Linked DNA regions of Mus musculus: all the other regions are linked to region 2. A link is a loop called in an ENCODE intact Hi-C map of the cell type or tissue named here. Cell type or tissue: left cerebral cortex. All regions are shown on one strand. Each heading gives the region's core, and the rest is flanking DNA. Links, peaks and the distances in the headings are about the cores only. Region 1 overlaps Marchf11 (membrane associated ring-CH-type finger 11). Region 2 has its middle 28 kb from the start of Zfp622. Region 3 holds the start of Marchf11 (membrane associated ring-CH-type finger 11).

Region 1 (8,000 bases), core at 1-8,000, 320 kb after region 2:
TCTAATCTGCTTGGGCCTGTCCTAGAAATTGGAATCCTAAGTGGAAAAAAAGTGGCTGACCTTCTCCTGGCAGGGAGGGAATTCCATGGCCTATCTATCTCCCAGTCAGAGAATTGCTTTGCTCTTCTGTTGCATGTGAACAGAAGCATCGGCTCTCCCTGGGTTGCCCTGACTGTCCTTCAGATCCACAGGCTTTCAGTGCCGTTGTGTCAGCTCTCTTGTTTCTCAGACTTTCAGGAGCCTCCTGGGATCACAGAGGCTGCTCTGATGAATCTCTAGCCACACTGATTAACGATCTGAGGACTCATCAGGCTCAGTCATATGAACTAGCTCCTGGCCATAAATCTCTCAACACACACACACACACACTCAGACACACACACACACACATGCAAATGCACATGCATGTGCCCATACACATGTACATACACAGACACACACACAGACACACACACAGACACACACACAGACACAGACACACAGACACAGACACACACACACACACACACACACACACACACACACACACACACACACACACACTATTGGTATTGGTTCTATTGAGAGCCCTAACAAATCCTCAATGTAGTTTCAGGATTTGTTAAAATAGACCATTTAGGACTTGAGTCAAGTGGAGGACACTGATGTGAAAGATAGGCAAATCTCTCACCAAGGACACTTGAAATAATTTACTATACCCTTCTAGAGGTATCACCCCCCTCCTTCTACCCTTTGAGTGTCTATTATACTCAGTGATTTGTTTCCAAAGAATAGAGTGATGTGGCTGTCAAAAGTGGAGAGGGGAATAGATTTACATTTGCAATGTCTAGCAATTGCTTTAGTCACACGACTAAGGCTAACACTGCCAGGGAATGATACCATCCCTAGTGGTCATGTTGATAGCATATACCCTTGATATGCTGTGATGAAATTGTCTCACCTGAAACCCAACACCTCAGTACATTTATGAAAAACCATTAGACAGAAAGAATTGAGAAGAAGCCTACAAAGCACTTGAGCAATTTTTAAAGCTGAAGAAAAAGAGTGAGGAACATATGAGACAATAGGAGACAGAAAGGACACGATGACTAAATGTGATGAGTTCGGGCTGGAGCCAAGAATAGAAAATGGAGCCTGAGAAAAACCAGCATGCTATAAAGTGTGGGGACTAGTTGACAGCAACACCCCTGTGGTGGTTGGTTCATCAGTTGCTGTGAATATGCAATGGCACTATGAAGTGTTAACAAGAAGAAAACTGCATGTAGGGTACATGGAAGAGGTGTACGTTTAGGCAGATAGGGGACTTAGGGAAGTCAGAGGACGTGACACCTCAGATTAGATGCTGATGTTGATGCTGATGCTGATTTTGGAAACTAGTTGAATTGCATTCTGAAGGGCAAATAAAGGAATAGACAGCATGATAATAATGTAGATATTTCATAATCTGTCCCAAATGTACTGTTTTATATTAAAGAACCAGAAAATTTGGAGTTGTGAATCTCATATGGTCCAAAGTGTTTTAGGTGAGACATTTTGCCCTGAAGAGTGTTCTAAATGGACACTTTTTATGGTGATGTTAAAGTCTTCTATTTTCTTGTTGATTTCCTTTCTGGGGGAAACTTGATCTTTGATGTCTTCAACTGTTCATTTTGAATTATTTGTTTTCTCCTTCATGTAATTTAGGGCTCTGGTATAGAGAACTAATATGTTTCTAAAGTTTTATCCTCCTGACATACTGGGCATTTTATCATTATAGATTTTTTTTTGTTTGTTTCAATGTTTTAGTCTAATTTTAGTTCTGTAATGAAATATCTTATGTCTAGTAGTTTGAAAAAATAGAAGTTTATTTCTCATAATAGAGAGTTATAATCTAAGATTTAGGTACATGCAGGTTTGGTGTCTGGTGACGGCTAACTCAATGACTGCTGTGTCCCCAAGACAGGGGTGAAGGGAAGAGACTGAAACTTACTCCTTTCAGACCCTTGACCAGGTCCTGAGTTCCACCTATGAGGATTATAGTCTTATAACTTAATTGTCTCTTCAAATCCCTGCCTCTTAGTAGCTAAACTGGTGATTGCATTCAGAAATACAGATTTCTGAAGCGAACTCTCACTAAATACATAGAAATCTCCAGCTTCATCTTGGAATTAGTTTTGTCTGATGTTATCTGTCCACTGTGACTCTACTTTGGTTACATGTTCCCGTGACACAGAGCCCTATCCTCCTTTTACCTCTCCATCCATCTGGTCTTTGAATATGAATCGGATCTCTTAGAGAGACTACATGGTTGGATCATTAAGTATGAAAATTTGGGTCTGAATGAAGTTGGTTCCTATGATAGAAAGTTATTAAAAAATAAATGAATACTTTGTAGGTTGAGTTCAGATTATAAAGTTATTAATCTAGAGAGTCTAAGATTCTATACTCAGGGGTCATATGCTGAATTATGTTTTCTTAAATTCCTAATGGACTCTCTGTGAATATGTGTTAACTTAGACACTCATTCAGTTGTCTTCATCTACAATTTGTAAGAAACTATCTGGGTTTTTCCTGCTCCTCCTCCTCCTCCTCCTCTTCCTCCTTCTTCATTTCTCTTCTTCCAATCCAGGACCTGGAATGAGAAATTAAGCATTCAGGGGTTAACTTTTTACTAGTATATGAATACACAATACTTTTTACTATTTTCAAATAGCTAATATTCTCTGTAACTGCAGACTCTCCAGAGGAGGATAGCAAGTTGACACAACCAGCCTCTGCCATTTATGCCATGGCCTTTTAAACTATGCCACATATATTTTTACAAGGCTTGAGATTCTATGAGGGTTGTCAGAATATAGTTGAAAGAACATGGGCTTCGGTAATATGCAGATCAATATAAGCTCAGCTACTTGCCAAGCTGTGTGGTGAGTCCTGATATAGTGGCTATCAATTCCTTATGTTGTTAGATTGACAGAATCAAATTAAACATTTATAGATCCTTAATTATGGTATCCTTGAAATTACTTTTAATGCTGATTTTATAAAATAGTAATTATAAAGCAAATAAAAACCAGCTTTGAAATGATTTCTTTTTTAGACAAGTGCATTTTTTTCCTCACTAAAAACACAGTTCCTGAGATGAATGGGTTTGCAGAGCAGTTCAGTCATCTCATCTAATGTCGCCTGGAAACTAGGCTGTTTGGAGAATGAATGCTTGATGCTCTGATGTTCAGCATAATATAATTGAGATATATTGAGGTATCTTGAATGACTTGGCCACAGTGAAAGACATGCAATGACTTAGAGGGTGGGGAATGACTTTCTGTTGCTCCTGGAGCTGTGCAAATTGATACTTGGCCTTCCAGAATCCATTTGGAAATAAATGGGCTTCATTTATCAGTGCAATGGATTCTGGACAGCCCATATTATTTTTGCATCTCTGCCATTTATAGGGAATGTGGCTATAAAAGATTCTGGAGGGTGAGAATTCTTTCTTCAGAAAACTTTTAATGGCCTGGAGAGATTATCTTTGATCTTATGGCACTTGATTAACATGAATGGAATACTTGCTTCCCAAAATTTGGTGGGGCAAGTCACTAGTAACTCAACACCTCCAGCTTTTAAAGTCCACAAGTGTGCCTTGGCAGCTGAGAGTCTTTCATTCAGAAGAAAAGCAGCAGTCACGTCTTAGGGACTGTGATGTTCATCGCAAGAAGGAGGAACAGCCATTTATAGAACAGTATTCTCCATCAGATCTTCTCTAGGTTTATTGTTTGGTTTCATCATGGAAAAGTTTAGGCTCAAAAGTTTAGAAACCTTTTCAAATAAATATAGAGCAAGAAACAGTCAAGGTCCTTTCCAGTTTGGTGGCAGAAAAACTTCCCTGTGCAACTCTGCCCTCTAGTGTCTCACAGGAACCAAGGTTATGTTCTTGGAGTCCTGCTCAAAGTTCTCTGGGTTAAGGTTATCTCTGTACTTGGACATGAACATGACCAACATTAAACTCATTTAAGGTTTTCATTTTAAAGTAGACATTTAGTTAAAATGTTTTTAAAACTCAATGACAAAAAGATGTATCATGTATCATTGCTTAGCTAATCGGTGTGAATGAAATTTTCTATTTGGCTAGGCACACACACACATGTATATATAATATAATATATTAACAGAATATGTTTAACAAGTACATATATCATGTATTGGTCAGGTTAAACATTAAACTCTTAGGCATTTTTGAAATAATTTTACAGTAGTTTAAGATTAGAAGGCGTGTGAACTCAAACAGAGTGAATTCATTTGCATTTATTTTAGGAAGAACATTCAATTATGATTGCTTATTATATTTCTGGCTGGGGTCTTGTTTAAAGAGAACATAATTATAACACCTAGTAAGATCAGACTATGTTTGTGTGACATTGAAAATCAAACACTTCTGAACAAGGCACAAATTCTTTAAGCAAAATAATTATCTGGTTTCACATGTACAAAAGCAACTACTGACCAATAATTGGAAAAACTTTATTATTTGAAAGAGAAACTGGTCACATGCTTGCTTCTGTATTTTTTTTTTTTTTTTACATTTTCAAAGAAAACATTTTACTTTGCTTGGGGCTACATTTCTAAAGAGAATTAGATGAGACACCATTTTTATGATGTAAAGTTTATGAACTTTATTTGAAAATTAGGTTTTTCATTATGAGTGATTATTTCACTAATGGCAAGCCACTGAGCTTGAGGGGGACTGTCTTCCAGACAGCTTTAGTTCTTAGTTAACAGAAGGCTGAACGTTAATTATGCTGTAACTGTTGAGGTACCAACCACCCCTGAGGCTCTCTCCTAGTGAGAGCATGCATGAAGAAGAATACTTTCTAGGCAGTTGTGACTCCCTAGTGATCTACCCTTGAAATAACAAAGAAATCAAAAGAAGAAAGGAAGAGAAACATGACTTTTATTTTTCTAGGTGGGACATAACATTTAACTTTAGAGTTACAATGTAGTTTAACAATCGGAACAGTTGGATGCAGGCAAAAATTGTGTGTCTGGAAACACATATGAACTTTCCCTTTTCATGTTAAGTAAGCCAAAATCGCTCTTGGTTTGAGGCACCAAAAATATAGGATCTGTAATGACCGGTGTTCTAAGGAGCTTGTGTTGTCCCTGTCCCACCTTACTATGTGCCAGTAGGTCTGTGGAAGCATAACAGGCAGTGGAAGGAGTGCTATCTCTGTCAGGGATATCTCCTTCAACTCTGGTTTTTAGACAGGTGGAGGGAAAGCTGAGAGAAGCTGAGCAAGACCTTTCAGTTAGATTATAGCGTGTTCATATGTCACTGAGCCTATACCACTTATTTATGTAGCTTTTTCAAGATAGACCACCAGATTTCAATGTTTCTGAAAACATTTGTGTGGTAGAACCACTTTATACTTATCCCTGACAAGCTTACAAATAAACAAGACTCAGGCTATTTTTATTTTATATGGCTTTGACAATTACTGGATGGTAACCTCTAACGTACTCTTCTAACTGCTCCCCTGGCTACATCCCCAATAGGGTACCACAGATACTTGCTGTTTCTCCTGGCAGATTCCTCTTCTCTCATTTCTCCTCCTCCTCCTCCTCCTCCTCCTCCTCGTCCTCCTCCTCCTCCTCATCCTCCTCCTCCTCCTCCTCCATGTCCTCCTCCTCCTCTTTCCTTCCTCTTCCTCCTCCTCCTCCTGGCATCTCCTCACTCCTTTCTCTCTTCTCCACCCCTAACCAAGTAACTCAAAACCCACTTATTTCTAACCCCTCCAGTAATTGGTTGTAGAACACTTTATTTAGCCAATCGTTTTAAAATCAAAGAACAAGCTTTTCATAACAAAAGCTTATAACCGCGAGAATTACTTGTAGACCTAGACCTTTCCTATGAGTACAGAATTTACCATTATTAATTGCATCACATGAGCAGAAAAAGATTACGTATGTTTATCTTATGAAACATATATTTTAAGATATGTAAAATTGTGAGGAGACTAAACAAGCTGAGACATATATGTATCACCCTACTTACTTGGTATTTGTTATGAGAATCCTTAAAACCTACTCCATAACTGTTTCAAGAATACATCACTGTAGTGCTGATTATAGTCCCCACAGAGCACTTGAACTTGATTCTTCCTAATTGAAAATTAAATCCTTCAGCCAACACTCCTGGCCCATGGTGGCTATGTTCTATTTTCTGATTCTGTGTTATGTGTCTTCTCATAAAGGAGAGATCATACAGTATTTGTCTTTGTGTACATGTGTAAGTGTGTGTGTGTGTGTGACTTATTTCAATTAACATAATGTCTTCTTAGTTTATCTATGTTGTTATAAATGGAGAATTATTTCTCTTTGTTTATGCCAAGCTGATTAGCATGCCATTGTTAGACTTTGGAAGCAGGTCAATGATTAAAGACAAAATTGGGATGGAGTACTGGAGACTACAGAGTTTATTATAAATGTTATTAATACTCATCATTATGTGTAGATGCCCCATTTTCTTTTTCTGTTCATCTGTAATAGAGGGGCACAAGTCGATTCCATATTTGGTTGCTGTGAATAATGTTGCAATGGACTGTGTTGGTGCTGGTAGCCCTTGTGCATTCATTTCCTGTGGAGTATACCCAGTGTTAAGATTATTGGGCCATACGGTAATTCTGTTTTCCAATTCAAGAGCAGCCCTCATGCATTTATACAGCTGTACCAGTTTACACACTGTAAGCTTGTACCTTAAACACTGTGGAATTTGCCTTGCCTCTATATTCTTGCCCACACATAACCTTTATCCTTTTTGATAGTAGTCATTCTAACAGGTATGAAGTAGTAACTCACTGCACTTTCCTTACGTTTCCTTGATTACTAAAATAAATGTTCAACTTGTTTTTTTTTTCACATGTGTTTTAGCCATTTCAGAAATGTTGATTTGAGTCCTCCCCCGCCCCCGCCCCTCGGCAGTTGTTTTTCTGTATAGCTCTAGCTGTCCTGGAACTCACTCTGTAGACCAGGCTAGCCTCGAACTCGGAAATCTGTCTGCCTCTGCCTCCCAAATGCTGGGATTAAAGGCATGAGCCACCACTGCCTGGCTTGATTTGGGTCTTTGAAAAGCAGGTGTTATTTCCTTGGTATGGTCCTGTGTGAATGCACAGATTAAAAATATTTTCTCTCATTCTATAGGTTGTCTCTTTATCCGGATGATAGTTTCATTTGCTACACAGGACCTTTGAAATTTCAATATAGTTATTATTTATGTCTTTATTTTTGTTGCCTGTGCTTTTAGGGTCACATCCAAACAAACCGATCCTGGTGTAAGCAACTCATACATTCAGTGGGTCCCACACACAAAGAAGACACAGAAGTAGAAGAGGGGGGTCATCAGCGGAGGCAGAGTTGAGAAAAGGTGATGGGATGAAAATGACTAGAATTCCTTACACACATGTCTGAAACTGGCAAAGAATAAAAAACCCTCTGACTGTTAAGTTGGAATGTACCTATGAGACAGCCATATTTACCTTCTGTGGTACTAAAGGATTTCTCCTGTGCTTAACTTCTATTTTCAGTGTAGAAGCATGATGAAGTTCATCAAGTATGTCCACATCTACTAAGATATCATGGTGACATGCTGGGTCATCTCTATAGATCTGTGTATGTTGACATTTTCTCATATTCCAAGAATAATATCTACTTTGTCATGTTGACATTTCTTTGGTTTTGGTGTGCTGGTGTTTTGTCGCTGATTTTTGTGTCTCTATCCATCAGGGTCAATGGTAACTTTCTTTCCCCATCGTGTCCTTTTATTTCTTGAGGTTCCCAGCAAGGTCAGCAGTGAGTGCCCGACATTTGGCTTTTGTCTTAGAGTTTCAGTGGATTGGTAATCATATAAATATTTGATAGATCCAACAACCAAGCCACCAAGTCTTGGGATTATTTAATTATTTATTTGATAGCTGATGCAATCTCTTTACTAGTTTTTTATTTTTTTATTTTTTTATTTTTTATTATGT
Region 2 (11,573 bases), core at 1,679-9,678:
TTGTGGCCTTTTCTCATATTCCTCACTGCTATTATAGGATTTGCTATGAGTCCTTTGTTAAACATTGTTCACATCCCCAAATCTACAAGGACTTAGATACTTGGTGACTCTAGTTGCATCAACAGATGCATTAATGAAGGTATAAACACTTTATATTTAGCTCATTGAAGCTATCCCTGGCCAAGACCATAATACCCTGAAGAATTACTATAACATGAATGGACACAGTAAGATCTAGGACTCATTACATTCCAAGTAATAGAGACCAAAGAGGTCATAGCACATAAAAGTTGATAAATAAAACCCAAACATACTGCTCATAACCTCCAATGCACGATTTTATTTCACAGAATAATCAACCCTAGAGTTGTTTGAAGATAAAAATCCTGGTTCCAAATGAATGTTGGACAAAAATACAGGATTATAGGATTCTAAATAACACTTCTGACAATTTTATCAGAATTTGAAACTACACAGTGTTAGTTTGGAGTGGGTTTTTTGTTTGTTTGTTTGTTTTATTGGATTTTTTTTTATATATTTACATTTCAAATGTGATTCCCTTTCTTGGTTTCCCTTCTGGAATCCCTCTCTTCCATCCTCCCTCCCCTCCTTTTATGAGGATGCTCCCCCTCTCACCCACCCACTCACACCTCACCACCCTGGCGTTCCCCTATACTGGGGAATTGAGCCTACACAGGACCAAGGGTTTTTCTTCCTCTTGATGCCAGACAAGGCCTCCCTCAGCTACAAATAATACTTGGAGTCTTGAAAAAGCTTTCAATTATTGGTTTCCGTGAGATTTAATAAATCTCTATAGTTTCAAAGTTCAAATCATCTAAAATATCTCCTAACTTCTGAGGAAAATAAGTGACCTCCATGCAGGCACTTGCCCATGCCGTGGATATGAAGAGGCAATTTACCTTCGTACCCAACTTAAATACATATCTACTTTAATTACAGTAGACCTGAGCTTGCCACTGTCACAACCTCGGCAGTATGGCATTTCAAATACCAACCTGCCATGTCAAAAGGTAGGGCAACGTTGTTTGTTAAAGGGTGGAGGAGTAGAGAGACACAGGCTCTTACACAATGTGAATGTTAAGTGAAAGGAGTTGTGGCTGCGGTAGAGAGTTAGAAGGATCTGTTTTTTTCCCCTTTATTCCCTTCCTTCCACACCTTCCTCTGACTCTGCATCTCTTTGTTTCTCTTTATTTCGCCCTTTAAACATTGACATTTCACTTTGTCTATCCACCAGACTACTGCTACTTTATTGCCTTCATCACATAGAGCATCTTTAGGAAAAAAAAAATTCAGAACAATTAGCGGAACCCAGGTCTTCTCCCAGAATCCCTGGTAACAGGTGTGACCTGCATAGTGGGCTGCCTTGCCCAAAGCCATTAGATATGTGGCCCTATCTCCCTTGCAGACCACAGGAATGCCCTCTCCCTCTTAGGAGTGCTTACCTTTGCTGTGCTCCCCACACCCCGACCTTGCAGAAGGGAACAGAATTCTCAAGACCACTCCACAGTCTGCAGTGGGTAGGGTAGCCTACTCTCCCTGTCTGTCCTTCCTTGACTAGAACAATTCTGACAGCAACCCATGGCATTTCCAAAGGCCTTTGTTAGCTGAATCACAGGTAATTTTCTTCCTCTGTGGACTTCTTTGTCTTCTATTCTCATAATAATTGATTTTGAAGACATTTAACAATAAAAGTCCTACACAGAAATCTCTTATTCAGAGTTCATTCTCATGGAAAACTCTGGGGTCTAGAGAGGCCATAGAAGAAAACTCTAATTTGAAGCTGAGTCCTCAGCTGCCCAGCATGGACAGTAAGGATGCTCTAGCTGTGTGCTTGGAATACTGATGGCCTTAGCTGGCTGCAGCCATGTAATCGCTGCAGCATTCACTGTGATGAGATGTGAAGGCAATGTACATGCAGGTGCTGCGTCCAGAGTCCTTGAGAGGGCCAGGGCCAGTGGTCATTGTTAGTACAGTGCAATTGGATATCAGCTGCTTAGAGCTAGAAAATGAATTAGAGAAAGGTGATGAAGGTTGCAACGGTTGATCATCAATTTCAGGCTAAGTGTGAAGGCTAGAAGGCATGTGGTAGTTTATAAAGAGACTCCCATTGCCTACAGCCAGAAGCAGAAACCAGCCAGGCTCGTAGTGTGTTTTAACCTCAGGATCTGTCCTTGTACTTGATTCTAAGACTGGCAGAGCTCCAGAGAAGGCAACATTTCTGACACCAGCAAGGCTGCTAGATCAGGGTCAGAGACCTGGCTTAATTCTGACACAAACCTAGAATTTCCAGATGAACTGAATCCCCTTGGCTCATTCTCTCATTCAGAGCTCCGTTTGCTCACTCAACTGAAGACAAGTTGGAAGGCTTTTGCCTCACAGTGTGTTTTAACCTCAGGATCTGTCCTGACCCTGAACACTAGACCAATAACTACAATCAGCAATGGGAGCCTCCAAGCCAAATCCAGCCTATATTCTGTCTGGGGTAAAATGGCATTGGATTCCAATCACGATACCATGCCACATTGATTCCGGGTGCTTTCATGCTGCATTGGGAGAGGTGGGCAGTTTCTCAACCAGGGGCCAAATGGCCGATGTAACTTAAAATATCGCCAGTTGGTTCATTTGGAATAAATTTAGTGGCCACAGAAGCAGAAGTGCTGGTTCTGATAAGGAAGAAAAATTAGAACATGCCAAAGAATATGCAAGACCTAACCTAAGAGCCTGGATTAAGTTGGATGGCATATAGCATTGGACAAGGTTTATTTATGTGGGATCTGTCTTAGGATACAGGACTTAGTGCTTTTGGTTTACTTATGGATTCTCTTGATAGACTCTTCCTCTTTAGCAAAGTGATTACCAGACTCAATAGGGCAGAACTGTGAGGAATATATTAACAGACAGTAATAAAAGAAATCAAAGAGCTGAAAGAACCAGACATGCTGCCTAGAATGCATACGCTCTGTAGGGAAAGAAAACCCACAAGGTCACTGATTAGATGACAAGCCATTTGCCAAAGCTAAAAGGCATGAGCTGGTGAGGGGAAGCCTAGGCCACTGGGAAGTTTAACGGTGACTGTTCTCCACAGGGCAGCGATGGATTGGTCTCTTCAATAGCAGTGGGAATAATAAGATCCCAGGGTGACAGAAGCCACTTGACGACAGAACTTAGGTGGTAGAAGCAGGGAGCTTGCAGTCATTTGAATGAATGCCAAGGCGAAGCGGCAGCTAGAAAGCTTCTGTCTGGAGAGGGCTACTTGAAGCTTACAGCAGCCCTTCCTCATCTGTAGCAGGTTTCTGAAAAAAAAAAAAAAGAGCAAAAAGGCTTCATTTATCATTTATAAAGCACAATAAGAGGTTAACAACCAATAATAAAACAGACTAATTATACACATTGTAATGAAAGTTATATAAATTCTCTTTCACTTACTCTTCTTGTCCTGATGGGAGATGACACAGTGCCTGTGTGGAGAGGAACATGGGGTTAAGGACACAGCCCCGTGATGTGACAGTGGACTACTGTGTCAGGCAGGCTTGAGTAGGAGCACCGCGATGCCACTACAGGGAATTTTACAACCAGGATGGCCACTGAATAAAGTTCCCTAAGTTGCTTCTTATCAGGCATCTGATCAGGGTAATGAGAAAAGGCAACAAATAGTTACCCACACCACACGGAAAAGCCACGACTAACACCAGACCTGGGTCAGTCCTTCCATGCAAGACCCGGCCACTAAAGCTAAAGATGGGTTGCAGAAGCATCTTACTATCTCATGACAAGTGCTCATGATAATAGTTTCCTCAGTCTACACCAAGAGGAATACGTGGACATTCACTGGGTAACTGGAAAATTTGAAAATAGGTAAGTCATATACACTTAAGAAAACCCTTCAGCATGGAAAACACTGATACGCAAGGAACTTTATACTTCATCGTGATCCTTGGCTAAAGTGAAGCTTGTAAGAGGCAGTTAATCAACTTCTCAGTTGGTTCTTTTTTACTCTATTTACTTGGTGATCATTTGTTCCATTTCTGATTATGTAATTAAAATTTTATCCATAGGAGTTGACTGAATACCCTTGTTAGCTCTGCCATTTGTAAGGTGAACTCTCATTGTACCGGGGGTCAAATGGAAGCTTCTGGAATTTTCCTACCATGACCGAGACAATACACTAAAACCCAGCATCTCACGCAGGGAGAACAGCAGAGAAATCTACCATTCCAATCACATCCAGCCGTGAAAGAGGAGAGGCCCTCACAGAATCCTCACTAATTCGTTAGTTAACACCCTTCAAAACTATAGGAGGTAGACAGATCCGGGGGAGCTGGAGAAGAGAGAACCATAATTAGAATATATTGTATGAAAAATTTATTTTCAATAAAAATAGCGGTCTATAAGGACTGAATAACAATTTATAAAATCCAATTAAAATGAGCCAACATAAGAATCAACTAATTGCCCGCTGTTACTGAGTGTTCAACCTAGAAATAATGGAAACCAACCCTGAGCTTCCAATAAACTGTTTCTTGAGAGTAACCAGTCATATTTAGAAACTTGATTACTGGGCTCCCTTGCAATCTGGAAGGGGTAATAATTTGTCTTGATTGGCCTTGGCACATACTTCATAAATGGCTTTACCCTTTTGGCTTATGGATATTCAAGCAGTACCTCTAACTGACAGTTTTCAGCTTTCCTGATAGACTGACATATGGCCCTTTAGAATGTCTCACTTCATAGCAAAGAAAAACAATGGGTGCAGGACTGTGGGGTCCACTGCCCTTATCACACCCAGCCTCCCCAGAAGCAACTAACTCCTTTACAAAGCAGGGGTAAAGTTGACAGATGAGACCATGTGACGATGGAGTCACATTGAATCAAGGCCCACTATGTACTGTCTTTGCTAGATGGATTGCTATGTTATAAAATAAGGGTTGGAATTAGACCTGGATCCTTTCCTGCTATTTCCAGTGACCTTTTTAGTGAATGTGTGTTTCTTTGTTCTTATGTACTTAGTCTCTGTGCTGGATAATCATATGCCAATTTGACACAGGTTGGAGTCATCTGAGAGGAGGGAACCTCACTTGAGAAAATACCTCCATGAGACCCATCTGTAAGGCTTACTTAGATGGTGGAGGGCCCAGCTCATTGTGGGTGGTGCCATCCCTGGGCTAGTGGTCCTGGGTTCTATGAGATGGTTCTATGAACAAGCCATGGGGAACAAGCCGGTAAGGAACGCCCCTTGCATGGCCTCTGCATCAGCTCCTGCTCCAGGCTCCTGCCCTGTGTGAGTTACTATTCTGTCTCCCTCTGATGATAAACAGTATTGTGGAAGTGTAAGCCAATTAAACCGTCTCGTCCCCAAGTTGCTTGTATCATGGTGTTCCATTGAAGCAATAGAAACACTGACCAAGGCAGTCTCTAATGTCCTGGTCACCAGAAGGAAAGGTTTCCGCCAGGAATAACAACAGCGACGACAACAACAACAACAACAACAATCTAAACTTGAAGCTGCAGCTACTACCTAGTTGTAGCCACATATAGGTGGTTCACAGGGTAGGCTCTGAGTACTCCCGTAGAGATTCTGATGGTAAATAAGTAAGTGACAGAAACATGACTTGATCTTGGCCATTCATCACGGCCATGAATCCTCATGGTGACTAACGGTTCAGGTTCTTTACGGAGCAGAGTCTGAGTTATCAAACCCAAACTCAATAGCAGAGGTATTTAAATGCACAAGGAATCTAGAAGAGATAGTAGAAGGAGGAGGAGGAATTTGCCAGCTATGGTGATAGCCACTGTGTAGCTGTCTTCTTGTATGTTTCTGCAGCAAAAGAGAACTAGAGTCAAGAGTCTAATCTTAAATGAGGAGATGAACTTGTAATCTAAAGATAACAGATATGGGAGACTCAGTGGAGTGACATACTTATTTCCCAAGCAGTCAGAGGAGTTGGATCCTAGTTTGGCTTGTGGGCAAAGGCTGATAATCCCAGTTCACTGGAGAGGCTAAAGCGTGAGGATTGCAATTTTAATGCTTGCCTGAGACACAAAGAGAATTCAAGGCTTATCTAGGCAACTAAATGAGAATCTGTCTCAAAGAAAAAAAATTTAATGTGTTTATAAAAAGCACAAGGGATATAACAGCTCGGTGGTAATATAGTTGTTAAAAAGCATGTGGTCCTAAATTCAATCTCCAGTACCAAAAATGAAGGAGGATTGTGGAGGAGCAGTGTGAGGAGGAAGAGCGGTGGGAGGAGGGTGGAGGCGGTTACTTGACTGACTTTTGCAGATGACCCGTCACCATGTCTCCTCAGGAATGGCCTCTGCTGAGCAGGAGCTACCTCATCCATGGTCACAGCTGATCATTTCTGATGACATGTTTATGTGTCGCTGTTAGAAACCCTGAAGGACCATTTCCACCCAGTCTCCCTGTGGAGTTTTCTCAGCTTCCAGTAACAGCATCACGGTTCAGCTGCTCCCTGTGCCCTGCCATTCATTGCAGGTGGTGCTCCCAAGTGCTCCTGCACATGACCTTGCCTATTAGAGCCCAGGTCCCCTGGGCCTGACCTAAGAGCACGCTCTGGTTTAAACATTCTATACATGCCCTTTCCCCCCAATTTTTACAACTCTACTTAAAAATAAATCATTTGTTAGCACATAATTGCTCCATAGCAAGCTGAAAATGAAAAGACGTAGTCATTTAATTTAGCTCAAAATATTTTACCGAACACAAAGGGCTTCGTTTCTGCGAGTAGCCTTTGTCACAGAGCATCGTTCCTGCTATGAACTTCTGGTGCTAAATTATTTAGTTTTTAATAAAGTCCTAATCCATTGTTTGGATAGATGTTTCTGAAGTTTTTTTTTTTTTAAATGTAGTTCTGTTTTTAAAATTAGATCTCCATCTGTCATCGCATGGAATGTGTGGGAGCACACGGTGAATGGACTTATTTTTAACCCTTGGAAGCTATTAGTTTGTTTAACTGCATTCTTGAAACAGAAGTGCTGGCATGAGTCCGTTTACCCCACCCCTCACGATTAAATCTGCTTTGTTTTGTGATCCACTGTGACGTATTTTGAAAGCTCCAATCATCATCTTCGCCTTTAAGCGGGACCGCAGACAGTGATCTGCCCCCTCTGTGCCCTCAGTCCCTCTCCACAGTACGTTCTCGTTTTTGCAGCAAGGATGACGTGTTCACGCAGCATCCCACGGACCTCTTCAGTTACTAAACTTCTAGCCTCCATTGAGAATTCTGATGTTCCTACTTAAACTGGCGCTAGTGTTAGGCGCCAAAAGAATGTAGACCATGTTTAATCTTTTAATTAATCATCAATTTAAAAATGAATCGGATAATGCTTAGACTGGTTCTACTCAAATATAGATAAGGTATCAGCATACAACATATGGAGAAAGAGTTTCTAATAGGCATTCTCTCACTTATTTGTTCCATTCCTTTAAAGTTTTCCCAAGTAGAATTTCATTTCTATATAATTTAATATCTTTTTTTTTTTTTGAGAAAGGGTCTCTCTGTATAGCTCTGGCTACCTTGGAACTTGCTCTATAGACCAGGTTGGCCTTAAACTCACAGACATCCACCTGCTTTTGCCTCCCAAGTGCTGGGATTGAAGGTATGAACCACCACGCCTAGTGATATAATATCCTTTTAAATATCATTCTTGATGCTACTTATTTTAATTGTAAATTCCAAACACAAAGAAGTAGAGAAAAGGACTCTTTAAGTGCCTATCACTTGCCTTAAACCATAACCAACATTTTACAGCTTTGTGTATCTACACATTCCTACCACGTGTCTCTTCTCCCACATAGACACACACTGACACACAAACATACAGACACATAGACACACACGGACACGCAGACATATAGACACATGGACACACAGACTCATGGACACATAGACACACATTCTTTCTTCCTGGCACATTTGAAGTCAATAGCAAATGTCATGGAAGTTTCTTCACTCATCACATGAGATTAAACAACAACAACAACACACACACACATACACACACACACACAAACATATATATGTCTGTGTGTATGTGTATTATATATATTATATATTAATGTTACATATTATATAACACACACACACACACACACATATATATATATAAAATCATCTAGGTACATCAAAAAATAAATATGTAAAATATTGCAATAGTTCTTCAAATGTGTCCAACTTTCTCAAAGTCCTTTATAGTCTGCCTAATCAAATGCTAAACAATAAAACCCACAAACTGCACAGTTATCATATATCTTAACTACTTAATGTACAATGTTTCTCCTCTCTTCAATTGTTTCTATGCTTTTTGAATTTGTTGAAGAAACCAGCTTATGTATCTTTTAGGTCCTGTTTTCCACATGCTTTGTTTTTCTACTTGTTTCTCTGTATTTCTGACAAAGAACACTAACAACAACAACAACAACAACAACAACAACAACAACAATGACAACCCCCTTGTAATTGTATCTGAGCCTTGCAGTGATTAAAGTTCAAGTGCTTTTAGGTCACACTGTTTCCCATGCTGTGCACTTCCTGTGGATTCCACCATGATCTCATGAAATCTATTTTTCCAACTTCGAATACTACAGATAATCAAATAGGTGGGACCCAATACTCTGCCTTTTACAGCTGTCCTGTGAACTCTCACTGACAAGATTGCTTCCACCTGGTGGCTCATTAGGGATTGAAGTCATACCTTTTTTTAAAAAAAAAAATTTGGCCCCTGCTTCTAAATGATTTATTCATAATTCTCCTTTAATATTAGCTTTGCTAGTTATCTGGTTCTGTTGAGATCTAGTTAATCCAGGAAGAGAAAGCCAAATTCTAGATTTTAGATACCTAGCTGTTTTCACAGTAATGAGCTAATTTTCCATAAGTAAATCTTTTTAAGTACCATTGTGAGCACATTGATTGTTTAATTGAAAATTTAAAAGAGTGTGATTATTATTTTCTAAGATGGTCATACTGTGTCATTTTGCTAGTGGGAGCCCTTTCAAGTTGGCTGTCTATCCATCTATCTATCCATCTATCTATCTATCTATCTATCTATCATCTATCTTCTCTAATTTTTAATAGATTTCTTTCTGAGTTTGACATTGCAGAATGCTTCAGATCATTTCATACATTTTGGATTTCATATAGATCCCCTAAAGATGATTTACTGCTCAAAAGGAATGCATATTTTAAGTCAGTTGGACATAGTGGAGAGTGCACATGTGGGCATTGAGCTCAGTAGATTAATAGAGCGCCAATCTCACTGCCAACCAGTTCTGTGGGACCAGAAAAGGCCTATCCCACGCTAGGATATCAACACCTTTCACTGAGACAAAACAAATTTACAATAAGACAGGAGATTGTCTTACACTGGTTTTAAATGGGAAAAAAAAAGCATAGTTTGTAGCCATGTCAAACACACAGAGAACTTCATGATGAAGTATGCTGAAATGCTAATGGCGACATCCTGGGAGGGCAGACTGCAAGCCTTTCTCTCCCACATGCCTCCTTTTGTACATTTATCACATAGCCTAGGATGCAGTGGAGATAACTTCATTAGAAGGAAAAGAAACCTCTCGGGCAGGGCAGAAGCTGGAGTGGTGATCACACCGCGCTTGAGAAACGATTCATCACACCCTCCCTCTTTTTTTTTTTTTTTTTTTTTTATCTCTCATGGTCAATTTAATTCACTTATTCCTGAACAGAATTTAATATAGAGCACAGAATAAAGAAAATATTGATGTAGCCACACTCTGCCATCTGCTTCCTCTCTCTGCGCCATGCCATATTGATTTCAATAGACCAGGTCAGAGCTGAGTGTTCCCCGCTTTCAAGGCTGACCCCGAAGGCCTCACACTCTTCCGCCTCCACGATCCCAGGGGAGCCTGTCTGTGGTCCCGGTTGACAGCTGCAGGCGGAGCAGTAAAAACAGGAAGTGAAATAAAATCTCTGTCTGACATGCTTATAAATCAATATCCCCACAGGACAGACCTGTTAGTGTTGGGAACTCATCGTAGTCGTCTCATTGATCAGAGAGCTAAGTTAATTGATTCTTTATTCAACTAAAATTCAGGGCAACTTGTCAAAGATGAATTTATCTAGTAATCCTTTAAGATATGAAATAATCTCAAAATTCTTTTGTGGACCCAGTAGGGAGAGATTTCTAAATAAAGATTCAATATGATTTTAAGGAATGAATGGTGTTCTAATCTGAGTTGAGAGTTATAACGATTGATACAATTCGATAGACACCTGAACTCTATAAGCAAGGGAGAGAATCACAACTTTTCTTTATGCCTTTTTTTCTATGGGACTATATCGTATTTCAAATGGTAATTTTTGATTTTTGCCTTGCGATGATGTCAGCAGAGCAAGCCTAGGGTTGTGAACCTGGAGTACAGTGTGTTACTGCTGGACAATGAGCTGTCTTTGGCAGGTTTTCAGGTGCCTGCCTGCCTGCGAAGAAGCTTGTGAGGGAGCCTATCCCGGCAGAGCCAGTTCCAGAGCCCTTTTTACTCTTTTAAAAAAAAATCAATTATTTTATTTATTTACATTTCTTTTTAAAAAAATTAATTTTATTTGTAATTCATTTTTTACACTCCATATTCCACTCCCTGCCCCCTCCCCATCTATCCTCTGACTGCTCCACATCCCATTCCTCCTCCCCACCCCACCCCTTCTTTACGTGGATACCCCTATCCCTCCCACCCCACCTGACCTCTAAACTCCCTGGGGCCTCCAGTCCTTTGAGGGTTAGGTGCTTCATCTCTGAATGAACACAGACCCGGAAGTCCTCTACTGTATGTGTGTTGGGGGGCCTCATATCACCTGGTGTGTGCTGTCTGTTTGGTGGTCCAGTATTTGAAAGATCTCAGGGGTCCATGTTAATTGAGACTGCTGGTCCTCCTACAGGGTCGCCCTTCTCCTCAGCTTCTTTCAGCCTTCCCTAATTCAACAACAGGGGTCAGCAAATATCCTCCTTCTGGGTTTCCCCTCCACAACCCCCCATCCCATGCCCCCTCCTCTTTGCCTCTGTGAGAGTGCTCCCCCACCCTCATTCCCACCTCAGCGCTCTAGCAACCCCTTATGCTGGGGTATCAAACCTTCTTTGGTGTTCTTTATCTTTGTGTTCTTTCTGCAGCTTTGGATGCTGACTTGTAGGTGGACCAAAGCCAGCAACAGGACTGTTATTAAAAGTTAAAAGTCCGGAGCAGTGGTGGCGCACGCCTTTAATCCCAGCACTTGGGAGGCAGAAGCAGAGGCAGGTAGATTTCTGAGTTTGAGGCCAGCCTGGTCTATAGTTTTAGGACAGCCAGGGCTACAGAGAGAAACCCTGTCTTAAAAAAAAAAGTTAAAAGTAGGGCTTCTTTTTTTACGGAGCACTTGTTTGTGGTTCTGTTACTACGTTGAATATCAGAATATGACCATGATAGAGACAGTTGTGCTGACTCACAGGGCTGCGTATATAGGTGTTAGCAAATAAAGGGCCAGCAGGGGCCGACACATGGAGTGACGTACGATGAGCACTGTGTGATGGAAGGA
Region 3 (10,977 bases), core at 2,978-10,977, 300 kb after region 2:
CACAACTTTTTCTTGGAATGCTTAAGTTCTAGACAATGGTGCAGAGGGATTCCATTGGGATTAGTGGTCTAGTGGAAAGTTGGAGTTGGTTCCCTTCTTCTTTTCTTCTTCTTCTTCTTCTTCTTCTTCTTCTTCTTCTTCTTCTTCTTCTTCTTCTTCTTCTTCTTCTTCTTCTTCTTCCTCCTCCTCCTCCTCCTCCTCCTTTTCTCCTTCCTCCTCCTCCTCCTCCTTCTTTTCTCCTTCCTCCTCCTCCTCCTCCTCCTTCTTTCTTCTTTTTAAAGAGATGCTCTATGATAGGGGCCTCACAAAAGAGGTAGGCATTGCAGCAGACAAGATTCACATCCATATGAAAGACAGCAAAATAATATTGCTTCTGACTTCATATCTCCACACTTCTCTATGAGATCTGATGTCCTGGTAGTAGGATTAGGAGTTTGAAGAAAAGTGGATAGGGACTGGTGAAAGAGTAAGAAAACTTGGCAATTCTTCTGTACAAATTATGGCTCTTGAATGATGATCCCTAGGGATAGAGTCTTTGTCAAAGCTAGTTATAAGGTGGTTATATCTGCATTATCAAGTTCTATAGATGACTCCTCTGCTCTCTGCCCAAGCATGGTGGATTCAATCCCTTTTTAAGTTGTTACGTATATAGAAGTGAATTAATAATTTAAAAATAAGTTATTTTTAATCAACATTTTTAATATTAACTTTTAGCTCACACATAGTTCACATCACAGTAATTATAGCCTTCAGAAAAAGGGGTTATATAGACTCAATTCAAGTGGGTTAAAATGGAGAACAATGGGAAAGGCCCAAATAAAAACATATTTAATAATATAATGCAAGGCATGCCATTCAAGATGTAGCATAAAATCCCATGTAATATATGAATTTGATAGAAAACAAGATAATTTTCAGCTGAATGAACTCAGAAATGGCTTTATTAGAGTTTTGGCTGCTCTGTCCAGTGACATTGATTTTACTACATTCCAGATGGCAGGTTGGTTCTGGATGCCCTGTGCATGCCGATATACACAGTGTTTTAATTAGGCACTTTGGGCATTCATATCTCTGATGTGAAGAACTCTTTTGTATTTCCAAGGTTCAAGGCAGGGAAGAACACAAGGCTTCCTCATTATTTTAGTACAATATAAAGTTTTACAAATCAACATACCCTTTAAGAGAATATTTTCTTATTTGCAAGGTCTCAGAACATTTGGGAAGTGGGCTGAAGGGAGGTGGTGGCAATCAGTAAATTTTGGTGGCACTTGTTTGTTATCAGAGTTTAGGTACCCTAGATATTTTAGAGAAGATACCAGGTATCTTGAGGACTATAGGTCAAAGTTACCAAGCTGATGAAGGTCAGTGAACACTGTAAAGGTAGGAAGGACCTAGCTATTCAGCTTAATCAGCTACAAAGTGCTTTAAACACAGAAGCTGATGAATAATTTCCTGTATGACAGACCTTTGATTGATTGATTGATTGATTGGTTGATAGTAAATATTTGATGTGTACTACTCTGTTCTAGTCACTGGTAATAGAACCCTGTACAAGACAGCTTCCTATAGGGGAAAAGTGCCAGTCAAAGATGCTAAGTGAGAAAAGAAGCAAGAAAAATATGCAAAACGTGACTATATATATGAGTGGATGGTGGGTAGTGGGATGAAAGAGGGAATGTTAGGCAGTAGGATGAATGATTGGATGTGCGGATGTTGGGTAGTAGGATAAATGAGTGGATGTTGGGTAGTAGGAAGAATGAGTGGATGTTGGGTAGTGGGAAAAATGAGCAGTTGTTGGGTAGTGAAATGAATGAGTAGATGTTGGGTAGTGGGAAGAGTGAGTGGATGGTGGGTAGTGGGATGAATGGTGAAATGTTGGAAAGTGGGATGAAGAAGAAGATAACTAAGGTCAGACCTATAATGATAGTAGAAGATCTTATTTCAGAAGGGGGTGGATGGGTGAAGTGAGACAGGACTGTGTCTTAAAGACAAGATACAAGAAGAAAGAGACCCTAGGAAATCACAAGCTTGTAACTGTTGCAAGAGTGAGTAGGAAGAGGTGAATTCTGGGTAGGGTATACAGATATCCTCAGAGTCAAAGGTAGGGCTCTGCTAAGGTTTTTGATAGTATGATGGGAAGCTGTCTTATTTAGGGTTTCTATTGCTATAAAGGGACACCATGCCCATGGTAACTTTTATAAAGGAAAACATTTAATTGGAGCTGGCTTACAGTTTCAGAGGTTTAGTCCGTCATTGTCACGGCAGAGAACATGGCAGTATACAGACAGACATGGTGCTGGAGAAGGAGCTGAAAGTTCTACAACCAGATCAGTTCGGCATGCAGCAGGAAGAGAACGAGCCACTTCCTCCAGCAAGGCCACACACCTGCTTCAACAAGGCTACACTTCCAATTGCACTGCACCCTATGATCCTATGGGACCATTTTCATTCAAAATACCACAGAAGCCATTGGTGTCACACTTGAATGAGATTATCTGGCCACTGCAGGGGATGTAACTGTGGTGAGAAGCAGAGACACACCCAGGGAAAGCGTGTTGATGGTTCTAGTGCCTGAAGATGGCAGTCTGAACAGGAACAGCAGGTACAGCAGCGAGCCTTAGTAGGATACGGTATATATTTTGAAAGTACATTTGTAGGACCCATTTCACACACAAATGTGAGAAAAAATGCAGGGATGACGTAAAAGGATTTGGCTTGAACAATAGAACGCATGGACAGAGTGAACAGCTTGCTGCTGGCATAAAGGGGATGAATAAAAGATTTGGGGATGCTCTCTGTTTTTGGACTGGACCTGCTTAGTGAGAAGTGGCCTTGAATGATACATCTTGGTATATGGTACAGTTTGATATATGCAGCTAGAGTTAAGGAGAGAGGGAGGAAGCTGTAAGTTGCGGACCTCTCTGCATACAGAGCTGTGCTGACCTGAGGTTGACAGACAGACACCATTTCTGGTACCTGACAAGGCTGTACTCTGCACAGGTGAGTGCTGGGTCTGATGATTGCAGCTCTCCACTATCAAGCACAATGTAACCTTGTTTTATAGCACAAGTCTGGGGAAATGATTCCAGGATTAAACGCAGGCTAGATTCTTGGGTATGTGAAGACAACTGAGAACACTATGTATTGTGTTGTATTGTATTGTATTGTATTGTATTGTATTGTACTCAATCTCCACAGAGGTTTCAATGTATCCTAAACGTGCCAATGGAATAATTTTGGAATACCTGTAAGAGCTACACTTAAAAGGATTTTTTTAAACAGCAATTCTAAAGAGCTCTCCAGGCTATCTTTATGTGTTTGAAGGGTGTGTCAAGGTCATCCTGCCCAGTTTAGATTCAGGATAGGTATAAAATCACTCTCAACCGCCATGGCCTGCCTTAACTGCTGTCCGACTCCCCTTCCTTTCAAGTGCTTTCAGCATTTAGTTCCAGGGTTTGTGAATGCTAGAGAAGCTGCCAGAGAAACTCTTAGGGTCATATATTAACGCCACAAAAGGACATCTGGGGACATACTTGTGTGGCTCTTTAACATTTTCCCCATCATTCTTCCATTCAGCTACTTGTGACTAAAGGGTCTGTAGGCCAGAGAGAAGTGGCCCATGTCAGTGAAGGATGTATGTGAGGAGCATAATCAGGGATTTAAACAAATCTGCTATGCTGTTTACCTTTCTCCTTATTTATATATGTTCCACATACATGTCATCATTCACTTGCATTTGACAAAACTTGACTTTTTAAAAATTATTTTCTTTATTTACATTTCAAATATTATCCCCTTTCCTAGTTTCCCCTCCCAACCCCCCCTATTCCCTCTCCACCCCTGCTCATCAACCCACCCACTCCTGATTCCCTGTCCTGGCATTCCCCTATACTGGGGCATGGAGCCTTCACAGGACCAAGGGCCTCTCCTCCCATTGATGTCTGACAAGGCCAATCTCTGCTGCATATGCAGCTAGAGCCATGAGTCCCACCATGTGTACTCTTTGATTGGTGGTTTAGCCCTTGGGAGCTCTGGGGGTAATGGCTGGTTCATATTGTTGTTCCTCCTATGGGGCTGCAAACCCCTTCAGCTCCTTGGGTCCTTCCTCTAACTCTTCCATTGAGAACCCTGATCTCGGTCCAATGGTTGGCTTAGAGCACCCATCTCTGTATTTGTCAGGCAGTGGTACAGCCTCTCAGGAGACAGCTATATCAGGCTCAAAACCTGACTTTTAAAAACTTGATGAACATCAGCTACTGGTGGCTGTTGGAAGTGAGATGTCCTTCCTTAGCCCTCCTTTCTGTCTCTTCCATTTGGTTGTTGGCAGCCTAGCTGAGACACTCCTCTTTCCATGTCTCTCATTACAGCGCACGTTTACAGGAGAGATCAAAAGTCAGTTTCTACTGGTCCATTGGCGACTCAGTAGGTAGGGTGGAGCCTTTTGTTAGTCAGGGGGAGAGATCAGCCTCCAAGTTCAATGTAGCTGAGAAAGAATGTTTCTTTCAGTTTTTTTATGAGGCTAGCCATCATAGTAAGAAATGAGCTTTTCTGTTATTGAAGTTATTTTTTCCAGAAACAAGCAACCGAAAGGACACACCTCGCTGCAGTCTACCTGCTTAGCTATGTACACTATCTATGCCTTCATTTCACCCATTAATAACATATTTTGCTGTATCTCATAGTGATTGATCAGCAACACATTGAGTTGCCTGGGATGATATATAAAGTTTTTCCCCTTTTAAGAATTTATGGCTCAGGCATTTGAGTATATGAATGCTTCGGAAAAAATATCTTATGAATGGGATAGTATACAAATGCGTATAGTGCACTTTTGAAAGGTGAAGACCCCAAACAACCCCTATCTACTGCCACATTTCTTCAGTATGGTAAACTGCCAGGGCTTGCAAGGATTATTTTAAAACTGTGTTTGCTGGCTGCCACTGTGCTGCCAAAAATAAACTGGTCTGAGGGAACTGTGTGAGAGGACATTCCTGGAAGCTGTTTCATCTGAAGCCATTTGTGATGAAGCAGTCTTCTTCTTTCTTCTTCTTCTTCTTCTTCTTCTTCTTCTTCTTCTTCTTCTCCTCCTTCTTCTTTCTTTTGCAACTCCATCCAGGCCACAGTGATATATGTCAAAAGACCCGGGTCTTTACCTTTCTTTTCTTTGTTGTTTGTTTCTTTCTCCCTCCTTTCCTCCTTCCCTTCACCCTCTCTCTTTCCTTTTTTAAAAAAGGCAAATGTATACTTGTAAATTCTACTTAAGCCTGTGCTCAAGTACTTCAATTCTGTTAACTGGAGTTAGAGACACAAAACAACCCACATGCTACAGAACTATTTTAAAGAAGATGAAGAAAGGATTGTGTGTGAATGCTGGTATATGTTCATGTGCCCATCACCCTGGCGCGCGCACGCGCACGCAAACACACACACACACACACACACACACACACACACACACACACACTGGTGTCAGATCTATGGACAGTCCTTAAATAGGCTGGTGACCTTGAACTTAGTTTGCCTATCTGGTCCTAGGTCTTCAGCTATGAAATGTGGCCAATAAGGAATGTTTTAGGGCCAGTCACTTCTGTCAAAGTCATTAAGACTCCACTTCAGTGATAAGTCACAATTGATTTGCATGGACACCTTGCAGGGTAAAACCCCAATAACCTAAGAGTTCAGACTGCTGGGTTTGGAACAGAAGGCCAGAGCACAGGAGCACAGTACCCTACTGGAAAGGGGTGGGGAGAGAGAGGAAGAGGGAGAGAAAAGGTAGGGAGGGGTAGGGAGGGAGGAGAGAGGAGGCCGGGGAGAGGGAGAGAGAGGGAGAGAGGGAGGAGAGACTGGGGGTGGGGGGTGGATGAGGGTGGAGGCAGGCTGAGTCAAGGTTGTAACCACTTTTCCTGGGAAGGACGCAGCAATATTTGTGCAAGCATGAAGGAGACCCACAAGCCACAGAATGGAGCATTGCAACCCTCCAACCTCGGACGCATCGAAAATTTTTACAAATCCAGGATGTATATATTCAGGAGAGGGAGACAGGGGGATTGGGCATTCCCAGGATGACAAAGGTTTCAGAGGCTTCTGCTTGAAGACTTTTGAGATGCAGAGTCCTCTGAAGAAGAGAGGACTGGGATCCCCAAAACAACAGTGGAGCAAAGAGCAGCTACAGCATCTGTCCTCAAGAGTCCTTTCCTGCGTGCCTCTGTTCACAGGGATGCCTACCTCGCCCTCATCCTTACTCCCACGCGGGTCTCTGCTTGGCCCACCGCGCCCCCACCCGGCGGGTTTCTCGGAATTCCCCCAGATCCACCCAGTAACGGTTTTTGGATCGGCAGCTTCCGACCCCTCCCCCTTTTCCTTTCTCACTGGAGCCGCAGTACCGCGCGCTTCTGCGAGGGGCAATCCGCCCCGGAACCGACGTGAGCGGCCCGGGGCGGGGTTAGTGGAAGCGGCCCAGGAATCCCCCAGTTCCAGCAGGGTCCTCTCGGCACCCCACACCTCTCTCTCACGCACGACTTGCCTACCCCCATCCCCCAGTCCAGTGCTTGTTCCCAGCCTCCTTGCCCAGCTCTGCGCTCCTCCCCGCCTCCCATCCCCACCCCCGCGCGCCTGGCACGGGCAGCCGAACTCGGCGCCGCCTCCATCAGAGCCGAGCCGGCGGCTCCGCTGAACAGCCGCCTCTGCGGCCGCCGCGCCGGTCCTCCGCGTCCTCTCCTGGTCCCGCCTTCCTAGTCCCTTCGCCCCGGTTCCCCTTCCCACCCTCTTCCCTCCTCCCTCTCCAGCCTTCCTCTGCGCTCTCTGGCTGCAGTCCGCGCCCGGCCCGCCACCGGGCGGGCAGGAGGACGGCGGCGACTCCACCATGAGCGACGAGGGCAAAAAACGGTCTAGCCGGGCGGACAGCCTCGAAGCTGAGCCACCTCTGCCCCCGCCGCCCCCACCCCCGCCTCCGGGAGAGTCGGTCCTGGTCCCCACCTCCCCACGCTACCGGCCGCCGCTGCCCGCGCCTCTGGAGCGCATCGTAGGGTCGGGCGAGCCGCCGGTAGAACTGGCCCCTCGGCGCAAGGGCGCAGGAGAGCCTCTACCGCCGCTGCCGCCGTCTCTGTTGCCCGGCGACCAGGAGGTGACAGCGGCGGGCGACTCCTGCGAAGGTCCTAGGCGCCTTCCAGAGGTGAAGCTCCCCGAGGCTGCGACGGGGAAAGGCAGCCCGGGGGAGCCCGAGGCCGGCGCGTGCCGGGAGGGCGAGCGGCGAGGCACCGGAGACCAGCCCGAAACACGCTCCGTATGTAGCAGCCGCAGCAGCAGTAGTGGCGGCGGTAGCGACCAGCGCTCGGGGCACCAGCACCAGCACCATCAGCCCATTTGCAAGATCTGCTTCCAGGGCGCAGAGCAGGTAAGGCCAGAGGGACCCCAGGTCTGCAGGCGGTGAGTCCTGGACCTGGACCGCAAGGGTAGAGCTTTCAGCACCACGGACAGCGCACGCCCCACAACTGAGCTTCCCTCTCCAGTTCTCTTTCTGAGAAGGCTGATAAAGTGTTCTGGTGGCCAATACAGAAGTAAATTAACCTACACCTTTTCTCTCTACCTTATTTTGAAGTCAGGTACTCCTAGGTACTATAATGGTAACATCATCAAGCGTTTCTTGTGAATTACTCAAAGGATTTTAGTTTATAAGTAGATTCAAGCCAGGTCTCTTTTCTGTTAATGTATCCAGAGAACTTAGTTTCAGAATACAAATGAGGCTGGGGATAAGTCATGCTACATCAATACCAATATGAGGTATGCAATACCAATATGCAATACCAAAAAAGGGTGGGTTTTTTATTACAAATTTTTAATGAGAAAGGTGCTACAGTTCTTGCAAAAGGAAGTACTTGAACAGAAAGGGTATCTTAGCCAATTGATGTCCTTGATGCTTTGTTAGAAATGCATTTTTAAAATTATAAGCATCATTAGAGTCACGTACAAACTTCCACAAGAACCATCATGCAGGGGAAATGAGAATGCATCTCCCTTGCAAAGTGTGTGAAAACATTAGCTTTAATGTCTCTGAAAGTTAGGAAGTTGCATAAGAATACACAGGCTTTCAGGAAATAGCGCCCTGAGTCAATATTTATGATGCTACATTTAGAAAAAGTAAAAGTGCAGGCTACTCTGAGCTGCTTTCTGCTATGCACTTCTCCTTTAGCAATGATTAAGAATAACTGCAGAGGAAATGCATCTGACCATCCACTTAAAAGTTATTAAAGAGATTTAATAGTAGAGCCTTTCCCCCAAGGGCATTGGGGGCTGCATCTTGCAGACATTTTGTATGTCAGTGGAACATTTCTGTCATAACTGTAAGCACTATCTTAGAAATAGGTTTTTTTTTTTTAAAGACTTTAGTGTCATTCCCATCAGAGATATAAAATTTTAATTTGGTTTTCTGGGATAGAGCTTGATACTTGTATAGTTCCAGGTAAATAGAGTAGATGGAAACGAAATCAAGCTTAGGGTTTTTAAGTAGAGGCAGAAACACAGATATTTACAGTGGCCTGCTTCTTCTTCTTCTTTTTCTTTTTCCCACTCCAGGGTGAGTTGTTAAATCCTTGCCGATGTGATGGGTCTGTTCGATACACACATCAGCTGTGTCTTCTAAAGTGGATCAGTGAGAGAGGCTCCTGGACCTGCGAGCTGTGCTGTTATAGATACCACGTCACAGCCATTAAAATGAAGCAACCTTGCCAGGTAGACACAATGTTCACTCTTCCAGGAATAATTTTGTTAACACGGGTACACTTGAATTTTGTTTTGGCTTAAATGGTCTCCTTAATACTACTTAAGAATATTTAATACAAGTTGCAGTAAGACCAAGATGTAGAATTTGTAGGTGGTGCTTAGAGAAAGCCATGACATTCTTTCTGAGAAACTCCAAGGGCATTTTAACCAAATGATTTCCTTTATAATTTGTTGTTTACTGATTAAATTATACTGAATTCTGTTTCTTAAAGGCTATATTGGTAAAAATGAATCCACATGAGTCTGTTTTATTAATAAGAGATGGTATACAGCTTATTTAGCAGACTTTTTTTTTTTTTGCATTTTAAACCATACCTAGCTCAATTTATGGAAAAGAGATGCAAATGAAGTGGCTGTTTACCAGTGTGGAAACTTCCAGTTGAGTCTGTCAGCTCAAGACTAAACATTCTTCCTGCTTATGTTTTCTGTTCCATAAGAGTTTTAAAAAATTTTTTTCCACATTAACGCTTGGTGCCATTCAGTTACATATGAGACGCAGGCATGTTCCCTGCAGCCGATCTCCATAATGCTGGTGAAGTTCTACCTAGTTTCAAATCTTTGTGTAAAGTCACAGTGACACAGTATCATAAGTTTGCAGTTAACCCCCCTCCCTGCCCACCACAATAGGCTCACCCCCTCCCCCATCTCCTTATTTTTTTGGGTGGAAATGACTCAAGTTTTTGAATAGGCTGATGGAATATCAAATACAGAATGTTAAGAAGATAGCTTAGAGGAAAGTGGGGCAGTATGTAACAGAGATCTGGCAGGAGATGGAGCAGAGATGCAACAACCATGAAAAAGGCAATGGAAAATTTGAAGAGAGAAATACAATGGGACCTAGTGGCTCTCACTACTAGACTTATCCATCACTAGTAGGCTTGCCCATGGCCACTAGGTTTACCCATGATAAAACTCAATTTACATTGAGGTACACAACATGCATGGCACTGTAATATTTCTGAAGGAATCCAGAATGTGAATTATTAGTGCATTGGGAATTTAAATTTCTTAATATTCAGTTGATCCCTTATATGCAATTAATTTGCAACTCTGAAATTTGCATTTAAGGCGTAATTAGCAATCATGAGATGAAAAACGGAATTTTCTCCACCTCAGACTTACAAGTTAGTTGAAAAGGGGAAACTAACGAGAGGTATGGCCACACAGAAGTCAGTCACAGACCTTTTCCAGTTCAAAATGAAAAAGACCAAATGAAAAGGAGTTGGAGCCAGCCGGGCTTGGTGGCGCACGCCTTTAATCCCAGCACTTGGGAGGCAGAGGCAGGCAGATTTCTGAGTTCCAGGACAGCCAGGGCTACACAGAGAAACCCTGTCTCGAAAAAAACCAAAAAAAAAAAAAAAAAAAAAAAAAAGAAAGAAAGAAAAAAGAAAAGAAAAGAAAGAAAGAAAAAGAGTTGAGCCATGTCCAAGGTTATGGCCTGGCTGACATTGTTGTATCTATGATAATCTTATGAACAGACTACATGAGAGGCAAGACATAGGAACTTTTTCTCACCAGTAGTGAGCCAGAGAGAATGATGTGTGGAGCTACAGCAGAAAGGTATTTCAAAAAACTTTGAGAGCTACTATATATTCATTCTTTTTGAACATTAATTTTGCAGTAAATAGAAATAGGCTTCTTATTAACACTGAATAGATGTAAAAGTCTAGGGCAAATAATACTATTTATAGCAATTGTAACCCTATGGCCAAAGGAATTTATGCCTTTAATTTCATCAGTTTCAAAAAATAACCAGTAATTATTTTAACAAAAGCAATTCTCTAAACAATTTTTCCTCGAAAAAATCAAAATCATCCAAATTAATCCAATACTGCTAATGTATTTAAGATTGTATATGTGATATATGAGCAAATAATACTATTTATAGCATTTGTAATCCTATGGCCAAAGGAATTTAGGTCTTTAGTTTCATTAATTTCATAATCAGTAATAATTTTAACAAAAGCAATTATCCAAACAATTTTTCCTCAAAAAGTCAAAATCCTCCAAATTAACCCAACACTACGAATATATTTAAGATTGTATATATGATCTGTGACATTATCTGATTATTACTCTGAGATGGAAGGTAATATTTAGAAACAAGGTTCATGCATGCTATGCTAGTACATTGTATCATGCTAACGATGAAAGAACTTTGAAGACTATATCTAAAACATATAGTGCCTGGTACTTATT

Evidence for each region. Peaks named below come from ENCODE experiments on the same cell type or tissue, not always from the same donor. Only the 100,000 strongest peaks of a DNase experiment are listed, where the experiment ranks them.
Region 1: a loop joins it to region 2, with 3 times the contacts of the local background. A loop is called at or near these places in 9 of 42 quality-filtered maps.
Region 3: a loop joins it to region 2, with 3.0 times the contacts of the local background. A loop is called at or near these places in 3 of 42 quality-filtered maps.

The regions. Positions count from the first base shown.
Region 1 is chr15:26,323,483-26,331,482 of GRCm38, forward strand. All of the region lies in intron 2 of Marchf11 (membrane associated ring-CH-type finger 11), which reads left to right. Among named protein-coding and RNA genes, the nearest start is that of Marchf11, 18 kb to the left of the region's middle. In left cerebral cortex, for the core only: a CTCF peak has its summit at 3,884 (motif pointing left); DNase peaks (open chromatin) are centred at 1,161 and 3,864.
Region 2 is chr15:26,006,591-26,018,163 of GRCm38, forward strand. No RefSeq gene overlaps it. Among named protein-coding and RNA genes, the nearest start is that of Zfp622, 28 kb to the left of the region's middle. In left cerebral cortex, for the core only: no CTCF peak of the experiment used is centred there; DNase peaks (open chromatin) are centred at 6,024, 6,374 and 7,112; H3K4me3 peaks cover 329 bases.
Region 3 is chr15:26,302,400-26,313,376 of GRCm38, forward strand. It overlaps Marchf11 (membrane associated ring-CH-type finger 11), which reads left to right and starts at 6,649. Exons shown (of 4, transcript NM_177597.6): 1 at 6,649-7,393; 2 at 8,572-8,727. The coding sequence starts at 6,863. In left cerebral cortex, for the core only: a CTCF peak has its summit at 6,376; DNase peaks (open chromatin) are centred at 4,935, 6,408, 6,542, 7,251 and 2 more places; H3K4me3 peaks cover 3,266 bases; H3K27ac peaks cover 1,594 bases.